Linked DNA regions of Homo sapiens: all the other regions are linked to region 5. Evidence: chromatin contacts called from ENCODE Hi-C or POLR2A ChIA-PET data. All regions are on one chromosome and are shown on one strand. Each heading gives the region's core, a stretch centred on a gene start or an enhancer-like site at or near the end of the contact. The rest is flanking DNA. Distances are from core to core; before and after follow the strand shown. Region 1 overlaps VMP1 (vacuole membrane protein 1). Region 2 overlaps TEX14 (testis expressed 14, intercellular bridge forming factor). Region 3 holds the start of PTRH2 (peptidyl-tRNA hydrolase 2). Region 4 holds the start of HSF5 (heat shock transcription factor 5). Region 5 holds the start of TRIM37 (tripartite motif containing 37).

The links. A loop is a pair of places that touch in the nucleus more often than their neighbours do. ChIA-PET counts read pairs that join two places held with the same protein, here RNA polymerase II (POLR2A). Pooled maps may share reads with other maps.
Region 1: a pooled map shows a loop between it and region 5 (12-fold over the local background). The contact joins the enhancer-like site here to the promoter of TRIM37 in region 5. A Hi-C loop is called at or near these places in 7 of 50 pooled maps. POLR2A ChIA-PET finds 5 or more read pairs at or near these places in 2 of 52 experiments (A673 and PC-9).
Region 2: a pooled map shows a loop between it and region 5 (3-fold over the local background). The contact joins the enhancer-like site here to the promoter of TRIM37 in region 5. A Hi-C loop is called at or near these places in 6 of 50 pooled maps. POLR2A ChIA-PET finds 5 or more read pairs at or near these places in 4 of 52 experiments (H1, HepG2, PC-9 and 1 more).
Region 3: a map of CD8-positive, alpha-beta T cell shows a loop between it and region 5 (15-fold over the local background). The contact joins the promoter of PTRH2 here to the promoter of TRIM37 in region 5. A Hi-C loop is called at or near these places in 2 of 168 maps with a recorded cell type or tissue (CD8-positive, alpha-beta T cell and naive thymus-derived CD4-positive, alpha-beta T cell), 1 of 37 single-sample maps with no recorded cell type and 13 of 50 pooled maps. POLR2A ChIA-PET finds 5 or more read pairs at or near these places in 1 of 52 experiments (naive thymus-derived CD8-positive, alpha-beta T cell).
Region 4: a pooled map shows a loop between it and region 5 (8-fold over the local background). The contact joins the promoter of HSF5 here to the promoter of TRIM37 in region 5. A Hi-C loop is called at or near these places in 2 of 50 pooled maps. POLR2A ChIA-PET finds 5 or more read pairs at or near these places in 2 of 52 experiments (B cell and activated T-cell).

Annotation. Positions count from the first base shown.
Region 1 is chr17:59,827,428-59,830,853 of GRCh38, reverse strand. The region is part of intron 10 of VMP1 (vacuole membrane protein 1); the gene reads right to left. Among named protein-coding and RNA genes, the nearest start is that of MIR21, 12 kb to the left of the region's middle. RefSeq lists an enhancer at 886-1,075. Within about 2 kb of position 1,698, at least 23 of the 41 ENCODE cell types and tissues checked have a DNase peak (open chromatin) inside an H3K27ac peak, as active enhancers do; they include A673 and PC-9, where a contact is called at or near this core.
Region 2 is chr17:58,575,901-58,578,943 of GRCh38, reverse strand. TEX14 (testis expressed 14, intercellular bridge forming factor) reads left to right here. Exons shown (of 32, transcript NM_031272.5): 21 at 1,488-1,569. It overlaps LOC107985048 (a long non-coding RNA gene), which reads right to left. Exons shown (of 3, transcript XR_001752952.2): 3 at 1-114. Among named protein-coding and RNA genes, the nearest start is that of SEPTIN4, 33 kb to the right of the region's middle. Within about 2 kb of position 1,768, at least 3 of the 41 ENCODE cell types and tissues checked have a DNase peak (open chromatin) inside an H3K27ac peak, as active enhancers do.
Region 3 is chr17:59,706,082-59,709,510 of GRCh38, reverse strand. PTRH2 (peptidyl-tRNA hydrolase 2) reads left to right here and starts at 2,081. Exons shown (of 2, transcript NM_016077.5): 1 at 2,081-2,140. It overlaps VMP1 (vacuole membrane protein 1), which reads right to left and starts at 1,857. Exons shown (of 12, transcript NM_030938.5): 1 at 1,763-1,857. RefSeq lists enhancers at 1,752-1,811, 1,612-2,267.
Region 4 is chr17:58,486,683-58,489,755 of GRCh38, reverse strand. It overlaps HSF5 (heat shock transcription factor 5), which reads left to right and starts at 1,348. Exons shown (of 6, transcript NM_001080439.3): 1 at 1,348-2,031. The coding sequence starts at 1,482. It overlaps MTMR4 (myotubularin related protein 4), which reads left to right. Exons shown (of 18, transcript NM_001378067.1): 18 at 1-219. RefSeq lists silencers at 1,637-1,686, 1,947-2,066.
Region 5 is chr17:59,105,267-59,108,256 of GRCh38, reverse strand. TRIM37 (tripartite motif containing 37) reads left to right here and starts at 1,377. Exons shown (of 24, transcript NM_015294.6): 1 at 1,377-1,816. The coding sequence starts at 1,796. It overlaps LOC124904039 (a long non-coding RNA gene), which reads right to left and starts at 1,161. Exons shown (of 2, transcript XR_007065864.1): 1 at 666-1,161. RefSeq lists enhancers at 854-933, 974-1,023, 1,394-1,493, 970-1,629, 1,584-1,713 and 2 more and a silencer at 1,154-1,263.

The DNA.
Region 1 (3,426 bases), core at 449-2,948, 720 kb before region 5:
AGAACCTGTTTCTTAAAACACCAACAAAAAAGATTGATTCACCTTGTTTAGCCCTATTTACAGAGTGTATACTTAAAGTCTAAGCAGTTGAAGTCTCTAAGCCTAAGAATATTTTACCAGCATTAATAAAGTAAATTTTTTATTTAATATAGGCTCTGCTCCTTTCTCAAATACTTTTTTGAGGATCTCAGCATTAATGTGAGCATATAGGTTATATTTACCCTCCTGAAAAACATTCTGACATAAATTCTAGTAAGGAGGCGATAGCCTCTTTACAAAGAGTAATAAGCCTTTTGTCTTAGAAAAAAGTCTGGGCACAACAGTTTTTTACCTTTATTTCATTGTTTGTGCTGGGTTAGTATTCCCTCTGATGATTAATCACAAAGTCTAAAGAATCTCAGGGTGTCATAAGTCAGATCCCTGAAAGCTTATAAATGAAAAAAAAAATTTTTCAGGAGAAGATTCAGGTCAGGGTACTTATAAAAAGAAAAGAGTGCTCAGCTTGGTGGCTCACTGTAATCCCAGCACTTTGGGAGGCCAAGGTGGGAGGATCACTTGAGCCTATGAGTTCAAGACCAGCCTGGGCAATATAGTGAGACCTCCTCTCTACAAAAAATTTAAAAATTGGCTGAGCATGCTGGCATGCGACAGGAGGTGGGAGGATCACTTGGGCCTGGGAGGCAGATGTTGCTCCAGCCTGGGCAACAGAGCTAGCCCCTGTCCCCGCCCCCACCAAATCTGGATAGCCCAACTTCAGGAGACTGAAAACCTGTGCCCAGAGTTATAAAATTTAATTATGTTCTAAATGAATATCAGGATCTTTAGAATTTTCTTGATTGAATGAGGACCACTGTATGTAAATCAATACATCAAATTTATCCTCTGACCCCAGAGAGTTCTATCAATTGAGATTTGGCCCAGGAGCACAGGAGTAGACTCCTATATAGAAAATGATCCTGTTCTAACTGAAGCCAACAACCGCCTCTTCTGCTGAAGAGACTGAATTTTACATTTAAGGCAATAGTAGGATACACTTTCAGGAATGAAATTAAAGCCCTTCCCTATCCTACTCCCATTACAAGCTGATCTGTTATATGTACAAAAGAGGAAAAGAGGGTGTGGGAGAAGATCAGCAACAAGACAGCCTAGCAATTCCCTTTCTCGGTAACAGTCTTGTAAATAATTCTCCATCTTCAGAAATGTGCACATTTTAGTCAAACATTATAGAGTTAAATTTTCCTTCCTACCCCCTAGGCAGTGATCTAAACAGGCTTAACGGCTAGTATTTTAATGAGTTGTCATTTCCTGTCTGATAAAGATTCTCACAGTATTTAACCACCAGTTTCCCTGGGGACCAACCAATACTAGAGCTCTATTCATAGTGACTCAGAATGGACCTCAGACTCTTGCCCTTATTCAAAAATGACAGATTGCCCTCCACATGAAACTGCCTTTCCTAGTAAGGTAGACTGCTCGGAAAAGGGTGGGGGAGTTTATCATGCAATCTTTCTGAAGAAGCCAAAGGCCATCATGCTGACTCATTAATATCTACAGCCTTTCAGCCCTTTATTAATCCAGAATAAGTAAATGAACAGGTGCTAACTGAAAATAAACACATATTTAACCTAGTAAAAAAGGATCTAGTTATCCTGTGTGACTGGAATGAAAGTGTTATTATCTTTACCATTTAACTGAATAGAACACATGAATCTTTTTGTTTTGTTTTGTTTTGTTTTTGGAGACGGAGTCTGGCTCTATCACCCACGATGGAGTGCAGTGGCGCAATCTCGGCTCACTGCAACCTTCACCTCCCGGCTTCAAGCGATTCTCCTGCCTCAACCCCCTGAGTAGCTGGGATTACAGGTAGGCACCACTACACCCTGCTAGTTTTTGTATTTTTAGTAGAGACAGGGTTTCACCATGTTGGTCAGGCTGGTCTCAAACTCCTGACCTTAAGTGATCCGCCTGCCTTGACCTCCCAAAATGCTGGGATTACAGGCATAAGCCTCTGTGCCTGGCTCAGTATATGAATCTTTGAAGCTGATACTATAAGAAAAAACTGGTAACTGATGTATTCTACTTGCTTTGGATCTGAAATGTGGTAGCCCCCTAATCATGTTTCTTTACATCCAGGATCTTGGAATGGCACCCCAACATAAAATAAATTCAGGATGAAAATCACACACTATACTAGAAAATCTAGGGCTTTCTCATATATACAAGTTTGGACTGACAGTCCCTGGCACCTTCTAAAATTCGTTGTGATTTGACCCCAGGATCTGGGATTAAAACATCTTGAATTTCATTCACATCTGTGCCCTTTCAAATGATTAAAACTTCTTTTGTACTTAAGTTAGTCCATTGTACGCAGAGTGGTATTATGAACACATGACACCATGGGTTTCTTTCTGGCTGTGTAGAAGGAAGACCATGCTTTCTCCAGGTGTATTTTATCAGGTACATTGTTTCTACTGCCTTACAGCATATTTTATCACAAAATAATCTGCAATTGCCCTAGCTTTTGGAGATTTAGCATTATTTTCTGTAAGAATCAGATTGGAGGTTAGACTTCCTTATCATTAGCAGCTACTCTTTGAAATAAGCTAACATTAAAGAGAAGCTCTAGAGAACAAAACCTCATTTCAGAAGGCAGACTTGAGCAGCAGGAGAAAAGCAGGCATTTGTGCTGATGAATGTGGCCAGAGCTAAAGGAGTGGTCTATAAGGACTAGGTAAAACTGATTGGTTGCCAAAACAAAACTCTGTTAAAAATCAACTGATTGCATTTATAGAAAATGACAGACTGGTGGCAGCTTTTTTTTTTTTTTTTAAAGAGGTTGTGTCTCTTGCCTCAGCCTCCCAAGTAGCTGGAACTACAGGCGAGTGGCACTGCACCTGGCCCCAGTGGCAGCTTTTTTTTGGGAACAGGATCTTGCTCTGTTGCCCACTCAAGAGTGCAATGGCACAAACACGACTCACTGCAGCCTTGACCTCCCGGGCTCAAGCAATCTTCCTGCCTCAACCTTCCGAGTAGCTGGGGCCACAGTAGCTAATTTTTAAATTTTTTTCAAGAGATGGGGTCTCACCATGTTGTCCAGGCTGGTCTCAAACTTCTGGGCTCAAGCAATCCCGCCTCAGCCTCCCAAAGTTCTAAGATTACAGGTGTGAGTGGGCCTGGTGGCAGCTTTTTATAGTGACAGATCTGCACTGGTTTGAAGACTCACTGAGTTCTAAAACTTAAAAATCAGGCCAGCACAGCGGCTCATGCCTGTAATCCCAGCACTTTGGGAGGCCGAGGCCTCCTGAGGTCAGGAGTTTGAGACCAGCCTGGCCAATATGGTGAAACCCCGACTCTAGTAAAAATACAAAAATTAGCTGGGGGTGGTGGTGCATGCCTGTAGTCTTAGCTGCTTGGGAGGCTGAGGCA
Region 2 (3,043 bases), core at 519-3,018, 530 kb after region 5:
GTAGCTATCCATGGTCATGTCTCAACCGTCTAAACCCAAACAGCGTAGTGTTATGAACTTACTCCCTTCTTCCACTGCATACTCCAGCTTCCAACTGTAACCTTGTGAAGGCCCCTGCCAGAGTTGGGAGCATTTTAAGAAGCTGTAAGCTTTTAGATCAACTTTTACTTAAAGTCTCAGCATAATATGTATTAAAAGTCTCCAGAGCCTTGGGCCACCCACCTCTTCCTGCAGAGCCTCTTTTTTGGACCTGCCTTGTATGTGGCCACTTAACTTGTATGTGGAGGTGAGTTGAGTGGGATGGAAAAGTTTAGGGCAGACAGGTCAGATAACCAGAGCTAGTTTAATACAGACACATGAAGTATGTGAAAAAGTCTCTGATTTCTACTCCATTCACTTCTTTCTGCCCCTCTCTGCCCCCTTTTCCTTCTACTGTTCTGATATATATCCCCTTCCACATGAGAGGACACAACAGGGGTACAGGATGCAGCATGCTAGGTTCCAAGACCCATTCTGCCACTGACTTTTTCTGCATAACCTTCAGCAAGTCACTTCACCCCAGGGCCCTACTTTCCCCTGGTATAAAGTAAAGGAGAGGGTCGGACTCTAAAGTCTCTAAGCTCTAAATGTTGCTTCTTAGGAATTAGTTTATGCTTTCTGGATATTTATCATTTTAAAAGGGTCAGAGGAAGAGGAACCCCCAATGTCTCTCCACTGGTGGGGTTTCAGAGCTCCTTGGTAGCTGTGAAAGGTGGCATTGTTCTGATGGGCCTTCTTAGTGTCTACCAGACCACCTGGACCTAAGGAATGGGATGGGGGTGGGGGAGTCATAGGCATTTGGAAACAGGGCTGGATGCTCCATCTGCCCCCTTCTTTATTAACTAGGACAGTACAGTGGTGGGAAGGAAAATGGATACTGGCCCTGCCTGCCTGGAGCAAAGCATCTTACTGAGAACTGGGGAGGAGTAACTTCAGATAACTTGATGCCAAGAAGAACAGAAGACAGTTGAATTAGCTCCTCAGTACTCAAGACCCCACGCCCACGCCCACGCCCACACCTAGTGTTTGATGGCCAAGTGGCATAGTTAGAGTTCGGGGCTGTTTAGTTAACAAACAGTTCTTGTTTTCAACGCCCCCTGGCGTCTGTTGACAGGAACCGGGTCAGTTTGCCTTCTTAAAAAGACAAAACAACATTTGTCTTCAGAAATAACTGTGGTTATAACTGAAAGGCCAGTAAATAGCTTGATTGTATTCTGAGTGTCAGAATATAGTTCTGTGCTCTGAGCAAGGAAAATAAACTTTCAGAGCAAAAACCTCTTCTACAGCACTCAATCCAAACCCAATTAGGGCAGCACTTTGTTTATCCAGATTATTTCTAATTCTGGACCAGACCAAGGGACATTCTAGGGAATGGTGACAATAATTTGGGTTGACAAAGATTCAGTAAAAAAAAATATATATATATATTTTTAACTTTATTCTTTCAGGTGAGGAAAAGTTCCAAATGAGAAAAATTCTTGGAAAGAATGCTGAGATTTTGCCCAGGTCTCAATTTCAACCTGTACGAAGGTATGGGCTATTATTATCTTATGCAGTTTCAAACTCATAGATGCAATGTTAAATGGTGATAATGCTCCGTGTTTATATATTGCTTGTCTTCAGATGTATTAGCTACTATCTTATAAAAGTTAGCTTTGGGCAGCTTAGCTGTGTTAGGACTTGTGCAGTAGAATTTGAGGGATTGAGTCATCACCTTTACTTAGATCTGACTCTGACTTTCTGTTCATGTGACCTTGTCAAGGTTCTCAACCCCTCTATTCTATTTTCCCATCTGTGAAGCAGGGATAAGAATCCTTACTGAGAATGTTGACAATAGGAACTTAAAGTAATAATATAACTCCTGGGCATTTATCCCAGAGAGATGAAAATTTACATTTACACAGAAATACATACAGGAACGTTTATAACAAATTTATCCATAATACCTCCAAACTGGAAACCCGGATGTCCTTCACCAAGTAAATGATTAAACAGACTTTGGTACATCCATACCATTGAGTGCTTGCTACTCAGCAGTAAAAAGAAATAAACTATTGATACATGCAACAACTTGGCTAAATTTCCAGAGAATTATGCTGAGTAGGAAAAGCAATCCCAAAAAGTTATTTACTGTGTGATTCCATTAATATAACATTCTTGAAATGACAAAATTATAAAAATAAAGAACAGATGAGTGGTTGCCAGGGGTTAAGGAAGGGGTGGGGAAAGGAGGGAAGCAGGCATAGCTGTAAACCAGAAATATCTTTGTGGTAGTAGAAATGTTCTGTATCTTGACTGTATCAATGTCAATATCCTGGTTGTGATACTGTCCTATAGATTTGCAAGATGTTACCACTGGGATAAAGTGGGTAAAGTGTATTTTCTTTTTCTTGAGATAGAATTTCACTCTTGTTGTGTGATCTCAGCTCACTGCAGTGGCGTGATCTCAGCTCACTGCAGTGGCGTGATCTCAGCTCACTGCAACCTCCACCTCCCGGGTTCAAGTGATTCTCCTGCCCCAGCCTCCCAAGTAGCGGAATTATAGGCATGTGCCACCACACCTGGCTAATTTTGTATTTTTAGTAGAGATGGGGTTTCACCATGTTGGCCAGGTTGATCTCGAACTCTTGACCTCAGGTGATCCACCTGCCTCGGCCTCCCAAAGTGCTGGGATTACAGGCGTGAGCCACCGCATTCAGCCAGTAAAGTGTATTTCTTACAATTGCATGTGAATCTACAATTATCTCAAAAGAAAAGTTTAAAAAATTCATAATTGTTATAACGTATCTGGCACAATAACATTCAATTTATTTTATTCTCTCTGGGCCTCAGTTTCCTTAATTATAATTATTGTAGCTAGTATTTCCTAAATATCTAGCATATGCCAGGCACTCTGTTTCATTGTCTGATTTAATCCACATAACAACCCTGTGAGGCACATACCATTGCCTCCATTTGCCAGTAAAGAAAGCAAAGTTCAGAGAGTTTAAATATTTTTTTCTAA
Region 3 (3,429 bases), core at 832-3,331, 600 kb before region 5:
ATCTTTGTGACAGTTGTATGAAAGAAAGTGAGCAGAATTTTTATCAACACAATCTAGACCAGCTCAGAATGTTAGGTAACCTATCAGCCATTACTTAACAAGTGTTGGAGCCCAGACTTCAATCCAGGTCTTCTGATTTAAAGTTTAATAGTTACCAAAATCCTAAAAAGTGGTGATTCAAGCCAAAAGCGAGAAGTTGGAAAAGTGAGAAAAACTGGATAATCAGTCCTTCAATTGAACATAAAGAAGATAAGATCAGATTTGGCAGTTATATAATCAAGAAGCAAATTTACCGAATGTTAAACTAATGATACATCTATCATAATTCCATATCTCAAATTTTGTCACCTTGTTTCAAAGCCAAGCGTGAACAAATTTTCAAACTCAAAATAAGAAAAATATGTAAACTGACAAACTGATTTAACTAGCTATAGGTAAACTGGTAAAAGGCATCATGGTTCTATGTATATTTTCTTCTGGAATGTGACTCATAGAAATTAAACTGTATTAATCAATTGTAATCAAGTAGGATATATCCCTCAAAGGAAAAAAGTAACCTTCAGTGCCTTAAGATAATGTAGGCAAAGTAGTAAAATATAAAATTTCTACTCGAGAGAGTCACTTCATACCTACACAAATCAGTCACATTTGTCTAGGTACCACCATCCCTCTTCCACAGTAAAAACATAAGCTACAATGCATACAATGATGCCTAGTAAGTAAGTTTCTTCCTTTCATCATCTATGCTAAGAATACACAACTAAAATCAGAGCTAATGACAATACAATTACTAGGTAGTAGCAACTGGAATATTAAATTCTATCATGACAACACCAGAAACACTTGTACAAGCTTCTTCAAATGATCAATGTAATCTGTCCACAAAAATCTCTGACAAGCCCCAAAGTAGAAATGAAAGACGTTAACATTAGGATAAGGAGCGATGCTGCCAAAACACATCAACAGTGGCCAGTCTACGTGTATTATTAGATTTTTACATGGAGTTGCAGGTAAATAAAAGATGATTGTGTAAAATCTTCTGGAGGTCATAAGTAATCTAGCAGTGTGACACAGGGCCACATATGGTTTCTGGAATTTTAGAGATTAAGTCGACCTTCACGTTTTACTGCAAATACCTCCACTGTAATAAGATATAGAGGTCGGGGTTCAGGGGTTTGGAAAGGCAGACAACTCTTTTTCATTAAAGCAGTGAAAAATCTGAGAAGTTCCTCTCCAAGGGCTCTGCGGAGCGAAGGCCCATTCCCTTGGCTACCCTGTACCACCAGAGCTTTAGATGGCACTTGCACGCCTGGATTTCGTTTAGGAGCGAATACATCTAGCATCATGCGCCAGAGGTTCGGGAGAGCAAAAACCAAACTGACAGATCCTGAGAAATAGCTCAGTCATCAGCAGGGAAGACCTTCTCCACTTACTCCAAGGTCCTGGACATCCCGGGACTAAGAGGTTCTCTAAAGAAGCCTAGCAAGGCTTCCAAGTACGCGGAGAGGAGAACGAACAGCCCGGTGTCTGGGTTCAATGTCCGGGTGACCAACCATGAGAAGGTGTCCCAAATAACCTGGCTACCGCCAGCGTGAGACATCCAGGGTGAGACATCCAGTCAGCAGCGTCCTAAAACACTGCTGGAAGTCGGAATCACAGTGCCCCAGATCCGCAATGCCTAAGTGGGAGAGCTCCGGAAGACGCCAAGCTCTGAGGACAGCCTCAGGCTTCGGTCCCCAATTCCCTGAGTTAGTTTACCTACCCGCTCCGACCCCGGCTGCTCCGGATCTCAGGATCCTGGAAGCTGCTCCTTACGGACTCTCACACCCGCCGCTGGGCTCCAGACAACCGGAACCCGCTCACGTCACTTCCGGTCCGGTCCCTCTGCCCCCTGAGACAGCCTCCAGAAGGGATACGTTCCTCCCTCCTTTCGGCGAGCTCGGTTGATCCTCGCGGGATTTCAGTTAGGCTCTTAGTGCGGGCCCTGTGGGTGTGGCAAGAGGAAGAATGACTGCTCGCTTTGTGATTCTTGATCCGGAACTTGTCACCCAGGAACCCCGGAAGAGGTAGCTCACGCGATAGAAACGTGTTCGCTGCCCAGAAGAAGGGAAGGCGCGAGTGAGGAAAGGAGGTACTGTAGGTAGGTTGGTTGGCTCCTTACAGGGCGAAGGAGACCAATATCATTATTCATTTTCTCGCCAGTAGGAACGTTTCTTTTCACCTCGTTGCATTACCCACCTTCTTCATTTTCTCCTTTATAAACTGTCTTCCGCCCAGGGGCCGCTGAGCCCTCTGTTCCTGTTCTGCGAACCGTCCTTTGGAGGAAAGGAACAGGCTGCTGGGGAGGGGAAGACTCAGAATTTCTAGTTCCCAGCAAAGCCTCCAGGCAGGCAGTATCGATGCGCTCTCTCCGAAATTGATAAAATAGCGAGCAGGCCTCATACCCTCAGCTGGGCACTTATGAATATCCCCAGCGTTTCGAGCTGTCGAGCTCTGCGTGGAAAGAATTGGTTTCTAAGAATATAGTCGAAAATTTGGGGCCGGGCGCGGTGGCTGACGCCTGTAATCCCAGCACTTTGGGAGGCTGATGTGGGCGGATCACCTGAGGTCAGAAGTTCGAGACCATCCTGGCCAACATGGCGAAAACCCATCTATACTAAAAATACAAAAATTAGCCGGCGTGGTGGCGCGTGCCTGTAATCCCAGCTACTCGGGAGGCTGAGGCAGGAGAATGACTTGAACTCGGGAGGCGGAGGTTGCAGTGAGCCGATATCGCTCCATTGCTCTCCAGCCTGGGCGACAGAGTGAGACTTCGTCTCAGAAAAAAAAAAAAAAGAAAGAAAAAATTTCCCCCCTTTTTCACACAAAGAGATTAACTAGAGAGGTATTAATCCTTACTGACATACCCCAGGCACCATACTAGACTCTGGGAATATGTTATACAGGGAAAGTGGGGCAGTGGCTTAAGGGTCAGAGAAGATTTGGGAAAGGTTTGTTTGTTTTTTTCGGTTGTAAACTGCAGACCCGGCGCGGTGGCTCAGCCTGTAATCCAACACTTTGGGAGGCTGAGACAGGAGGATTGCTTGAGCCCAGGAGTTTGAGAACAGCCTGGGCCACATAGGGGGCCACATAGTGAGACCCTGTCTCTTAAAAAAAGATTAACGGGTGGAGCATGGTGCAGAAGGAGGTAATGGGATCAAGAGCACTACTGAAATGGGTTTACTGAGGCAGGGGAATTAGAAGGCACCAAGAAGAAGATTTTATAGGATGTACTTATTTTGTTCTGCTGTCATTGCCCAGAATTATTTATGAGACAAAGAATGGTTATTTGTTTTACCTTAGTCTTAGGCACTAGGCTTATTGATACGCTTGTCGTAAGTGTACAGAAAAAGAGACAGACATGTTGTTTTAGAGGAGTTAGATGATAAT
Region 4 (3,073 bases), core at 99-2,598, 620 kb after region 5:
TGTTTTGAGGGACTGTCCCATCAGTGAACAAACTGCATGGCCTTGGAGAGAGACTCTGGGCTCTTGGCTCAGATGTGTTCATCAAATACTCCTTTCAGAGCTGTTGTGGGTGTAAGTGACATGATGTGGCCAAAAATCCAAACTGTGCAGTTGCGTTGTGACAAACATGCAATGTGCTGTAAAAATTCAATACAGTTTAAATAAAATCTCTATATTAGTGCTGCTTTGTTGGGTCGTTTTATTTTCATTTCTAAAAAAACTTAATATTCACTTATTCTTTGACCATGAGAAGAGTAGAACATTGTACCCCTTTCTCCCAGCAATTTCCAATTTATTTATTTTGAGATGGAGTCTCCCTCTGTTCCCCAGGCTGGAGTGCAGTGGTGCGATCTCGGCTCACTGCAACCTCCGCCTTCTGGGTTCAAGCGATTCTCCTGCCTCAGCCTCCTGAACAGTTGGGACTACAGGTATGCTACCACGCTGGCTAATTTTTGTATTTTTAGTAGAGACAGGGTTTGACCATGTTGGCCAGGCTGGTCTCGAACTCCTGGGTTCAAGCAGTCCACCCAGCTCGGCCTCCCGAAGTGTTAGGATTACAGACATGAGCCACTGCGCCCGGCCAATTTCCGTTTTCAAATGAACCTCTCTTTTTGAATCAGCACAGCTCTTGTTACATTCTTATTTATTGATTGGCTAGGGATCGATTCTTATGGATACCGTAGAATTCTGTCCCATCTTTATTTCTCTTTAATGTCTAAAATGCCACCAGCTAGTTGGGCAGGCACACAAGATAGTACTTAGATTCTTGTGATTCCCTCCTCCTAGGGACCTCAGTTTTCATCTAACCTTGAGTAAATTGTCTTGAACAAATACTGACTTAAAAGAGTGTATCTTAAAAGATACAAAGGGCTACTATCTAAAAGGTGAGTTCGTTTACTCAAGATATTATACCTCCAGTAGCATCATTTTTGTTTGAGAGGTAAGCAGTTCCACTGTTAGCAAAGATTACAGACCAGACCCTTTGGTCCCCAGAACGACCAACTCTGCTGCCTAACGCACACTTTCTCTGCATTCCAAGTCTCCACTAGTTGGCTGGGCCGAAACACACGCCTCTTGGTATTCCACGGTGGATAACTGGGCTTCTCTCTTGTCAGGACTTAGAACACCCCGGCAGACAGCCTTCCCGGCCTGAAGTCTGGGAACGCCTGGGGAAGGGGCTCCTGCCCGGGTCCCGCAGGCGTCCGGCGGGCCGAGCTGGGGCACGCGGCCGCCGAGGGGGAGGTGCCCACGCCGCGTGGCGGGAACTCGAGGCCCCATTGGCCGCGCTGGGAGGCGCCGCGGGGCCTCGTGCGCCAACGGTCCCTGGTACGCGGCGGATGGGCGCCGGCAGGAGCGGGCAGGGCGAGGCGAAGGCCGGGGAGGGATCGAGAACGGTGTGGGAGAGCTAGGCTCGGGGGGCGAGGCCCCGGCCCGGCGGGGCGATGGAGGCGCTGCTCTCCACCCCCATCAACCCCAACAACTTCCCCGCCAAGCTGTGGCGCCTGGTGAACAGCCCGCGCTACCGCTCCATCCGCTGGGACGGCCGCGGCGAGGGGCTGCTTATCGATCAGCCGCTCTTCGAGGCCGAGCTGCTCAGCCCGCCCGGGCCGGGGGGCGGTGGCGGGACTGCGGGGGCCGGGGCCGAGCCCGAGCTCTTCAAAACCACCAGCTTCACCAGCTTCATCCGCCAGCTCAACCTCTACGGCTTCCGCAAGGTGGTGCTGGGCGGGCCGGGGGGCGGCAAACCGGCAGGCAATGGGCCGCTCCATCACTTCCACAACCCGCACTTCCGCCGCGACCAGCCACAGCTGCTCGTGCACCTCAAGCGCCTCACCAGCGCCAACAAGGCCAAGCTGGCGGCCGGCCTGGAGGTGCCCTGCCGCCCGCCCAACCGCTTCCAGCGGCTGCTCATCACCTCGGCCTCCGCCGCCACCGCGCCACTGCAGCACCAGCAGCCGCCGCCGCCCGCGGGGCCCCGGCCCGAGCCGCACGGTGAGTCCGGACTGCCCGTGCCCTCGCCCACAGTGGGCACATGGGCGGCGGGGAGCAACCGCCGCTGGAGGGCGCATTTTCGCACGTCCTCACGCTATGGGCGTCGGAAAGGCGCCGGGGACCCATTGGCCGCTGTGCTTCCCGAGACTGGCGGTCCCGCCACCGCCGCCGTTCTCAGCGGCACCAGCACGGTGGCCACCGGCCCTCCCCTGGAGGGTCCGTAAGCATTCGGCCCCTTCTGAGCCCACTGGCAGCAAAAGGGACCTCCGCCTCTTAGGCTCCCTTCTACTCGTCCCCGGTTTGAACCCCAGGAGTTTACCTGGTTGTAAGCCTCCGTTTACCTTCCTGAGACCCACACTGTCCACTGTAAACATGTGGACTCAGTAGTCCTTCGTTGAAACATTGGGTCTGGAAGAAACAAAAGGGGCTCCTTTGCTCCCGTGGGAAGCAGAGTGGAGTCACCCTACGGGTTAAGGCGGGATGGAACAAAATCGTAGTCAAGAGAATTTAGAACATTACGGTTGGGCGTGGTGGCTCACGCCTGTAATCCCAGCACTTTGGGAGGCCGAGGCGGGTGCATCACGAGGTTAGGAGTTTGAGACCGGCCTAACCAACAGGGTGAAACCTCGTCTCTACTAAAAATACAAAAATTAGCCAGGCATGGTGGTGCACGCCTGTAATCCCAGCTACTTAGGAGACTGAGGCAGGAGAATCGCTTGAACCCAGGAGGCAGAGGTTGCAGTAAGCCGAGATAGTGCCACTGCACTCCAGTCTGAGCAACAGAGCGAGACTCGGTCTCAAAAAAAAAAAAAAAAAAAAAAAGAGAGAACTTAGAACATTACAATAGCAGGCAAGGGAAAGTTTTGGAAAAGGTGCCTGCAGTGGAAATTTGTCCTTGAAGAGGGCTGCCACCTTCCACCTATTGGCACATCTAAGAAATCTTAGAAGTGCTACGACAATCATCAGATTTAAGGTTCTGGTTAATGTGTAGAATGGTAGACGTTGTTTATATACCTTAAGAGCAAAAATACAACGATACATC
Region 5 (2,990 bases), core at 128-2,627:
GAGTTTCACTCTTGTTGCCCAGGTTGGAGTGCAATGGCGCGATCTCGGCTCACCGCAACCTCCGCCTCCTGGGTTCGAGCGATTCTTCTGCCTCAGCCTCCCCAGTAGCTGGGATTACAGGCATGCGCCACCACGCCCGGCTAATTTTGTATTTTTAGTAGAGACGGGGTTTCTCCATGTTGGTCAGGCTGGTCTCGAACTCCCGACCTCAGGTGATTCGCCAGCCTCGGCCTCCCAAAGTGCTGGGATTACAGGTGTGAGCCACCACGCCAGGCCTAGCACTGCATTCTATAAATAATTCTTTTAAGTAAAATTCTCATAATATTAACCATCAACCATTTAAAAATGTACAACTGAGGCCATTTTCGTAAAAATAGCTCCATGTAGGTCAAAGACCACAAATAATTCTTACTGAAAGAATTTTTCAGTCTCAGATTAATCTTTCTAAATTATATCTTGTTCATGACCCAAGTAGTTAAAAAAAATTGTTGCTACCCACCACCTATAAGCCTAAATGCCTGATATTCAAGAACTTATTTCTAGATTATTAGTGATTCTCTACATGTGCACTCTAGGTCGGTTAAGTATAATTAGTTGTTTGCAATAAATACAGGAAAAATTAAATTCAAATTACGAATTTGATATGCCCTCTTTGTCTCACAAACCTTCAATTCTTGCAATCTTTACACATCTGGCAGGAAACTGTAGAAAGCAGATCCCATTTATAGGAAAGATGAATATCGCTGATACCCTTTCAATAGTCCCACGGCGACAACTTAGGCGGCAAGAATGAAGTGTGGGATGTGGGAACGAAGACTTCACAGTGTGTGGTCCCGTCCTCTCACCACCGTAATGAGAAATGACACCTCAGTTTGGAGCCTTCTAACTCGATTAGCTTTGGTAGGTGGAACGCAAGTCCTACAAACCTTAGACTGTTCCTTCCAGAGAGAACCACTAACCATGAACCTTCTGCACCAGGGTTTCTCAAAGTGCGGGCCACAGACCACCTGCTGCCGAATCACACGATGCTGGGTGAAAACGCGGATGGCCTGGGCCCCACCCTGGAATCTCAGAGTCCGAATACTTAACTACGGGTGTGGCTCTGAAGTCTGCGCTTTCCACCAGTACGCCAGGTGGCTCCGTCTTTGGCGCGCAAGTTTGAGAGCCGTGGGGCCCCGCCCTCCGCCAAGGTGGGCGTGGGTGGCGTAGCAGAGCCCCAAGCTCAGGCCGCCTGCGCAGGCTAGGGCCGGAGGCACGCAACCCTGAGGCAGCGAGTCGCCAAGTCTCGTATGCGCCCCGCAACGCGGGAACTAGGCGATCGCTCCACGCTCCTCCCCTCCTTTCCCCTCCCACAGCGTCCTGCGCGCATGCGCTTCGCAGCTTCTCTCGCCGCCGCGCCCCCAGCTGCTCTGGTTACGGTTGGTGTTTGCGAATTCTCTGCGGCACCTTCTTCGCTGAACTCCACCGTCAGTTCCATAGGCGCGCGCCCGCGTCACGTGGGCCGAGGTTCCGGCGCGGCTGCTGGCCGGCGGCTGAGCCGGGAGAAAGGAGCTGCGGCCACCGTTCGCCCTACTTCTGCGCCTCGGGGCGGGCGCGCCGGTAAAAATGGCGAAATGGGGGTAGGCGGCGCTGGACCTGAAGAGATGGGGCGCGCAGGTGGGGCGGTTGTCAGAGCCCCCTGACGTGGGCGCCGGGCTTTTATCGGCGATTTGATCTGGCGACCTCGGGCCGGCGCCTAAGAGGTCAGACTGCGGAGCCTGCGGGTCGCCAGCGGCCCCGCCGAGAGCCGGAGGCAATGGATGAACAGAGCGTGGAGGTGAGGGGGTTGTGAGGGTGGTGGTTAGTCCCCGCCCCCACCCGATGAGCGGTTTTTATTCGGGGAGTCGTGCCCATGTCCTCCCTCCAGTAGGGCACCCCTACCCCGCCCCTGCCGCTGTGGAGAGGGCTGGCCCGGTACCAAGGATGCCGTGCCCATTCTGCAGCGCTCCGGGTGTCTTGTGCTCACTGTTCCGCAGTCAGGTGGTGCGTATCCTGGAGTTTTCAAGGATGTCTTGGCACAGGTACTCATCCCCACCGGGTGTTTGCAAACAGCATCCTTTTCCGACCAAAACTGCAGATTCATCAGATGGATGTACCCTGCCACTCGCCACCAGTCCTTGCGAGTTCTTGAGCTGATCTAAATCTCCTTCCAAATGGATAGTCATCTTTCCCTCTCAGTGGCACATTTTGCAGGCTTCTGCCCTTCCTTCCTAGATTGAATCAGCATATATTATCTCATGTGTAGTTTCCAGAACAAACTCTTCTTTTTATAACTGATTCTTGTAAGCTGTGAGTTAAAATAGTTGGGATATGTAGGATATGTAAGTAAAGGCTAGGAATATATTTTAAAAGATTGTTTATTGAACATAATTGTGTAATCATTATCAAATTTTGAACCTTTCAGATACTGAAATAGGAAATCCTTGCTTTTTAGTAAGGGGTAACTATGTTATGGATATTCCACTTGAAACTAGTCATTCAGTAGTCTTATTGTCCACCCCGTTGCAGGTTACAGAATCTGCATCTCCCAGGTTCTTTCTGGCCCTACAGAGTCATGATGAGATTAATGAGTAATTTTCTCCTTAATTCCTCATATAAAGTATTATAAAGGTTTTGTAAACTTATCTTGGTTTTAGGAGGGTTTAATTCTAGAATGGAGTGAAAGTAAATGTCAGTAATATAAAAACAAAGTATACAATACAATAAGTATACGTTTAATTGTATCCTTTTTCTTGTTAAAAACTTTTCAGTTACTTCCTAAATTGATTAAATTGAGGCTTGCAAACATAATACTGTTTCTTGTATTTACATATTTTTGTTGTTGTTGTTCCCAAGATCGCTTTGAACTACCGTCAACATTTTCAATTGGGGCAGAATCTCAGGTTCAAATAAGTAGCTAGTCTGTTGTAACATCAGGGCAGCAATTCAGATTTCTGGATTCTGAATTCATT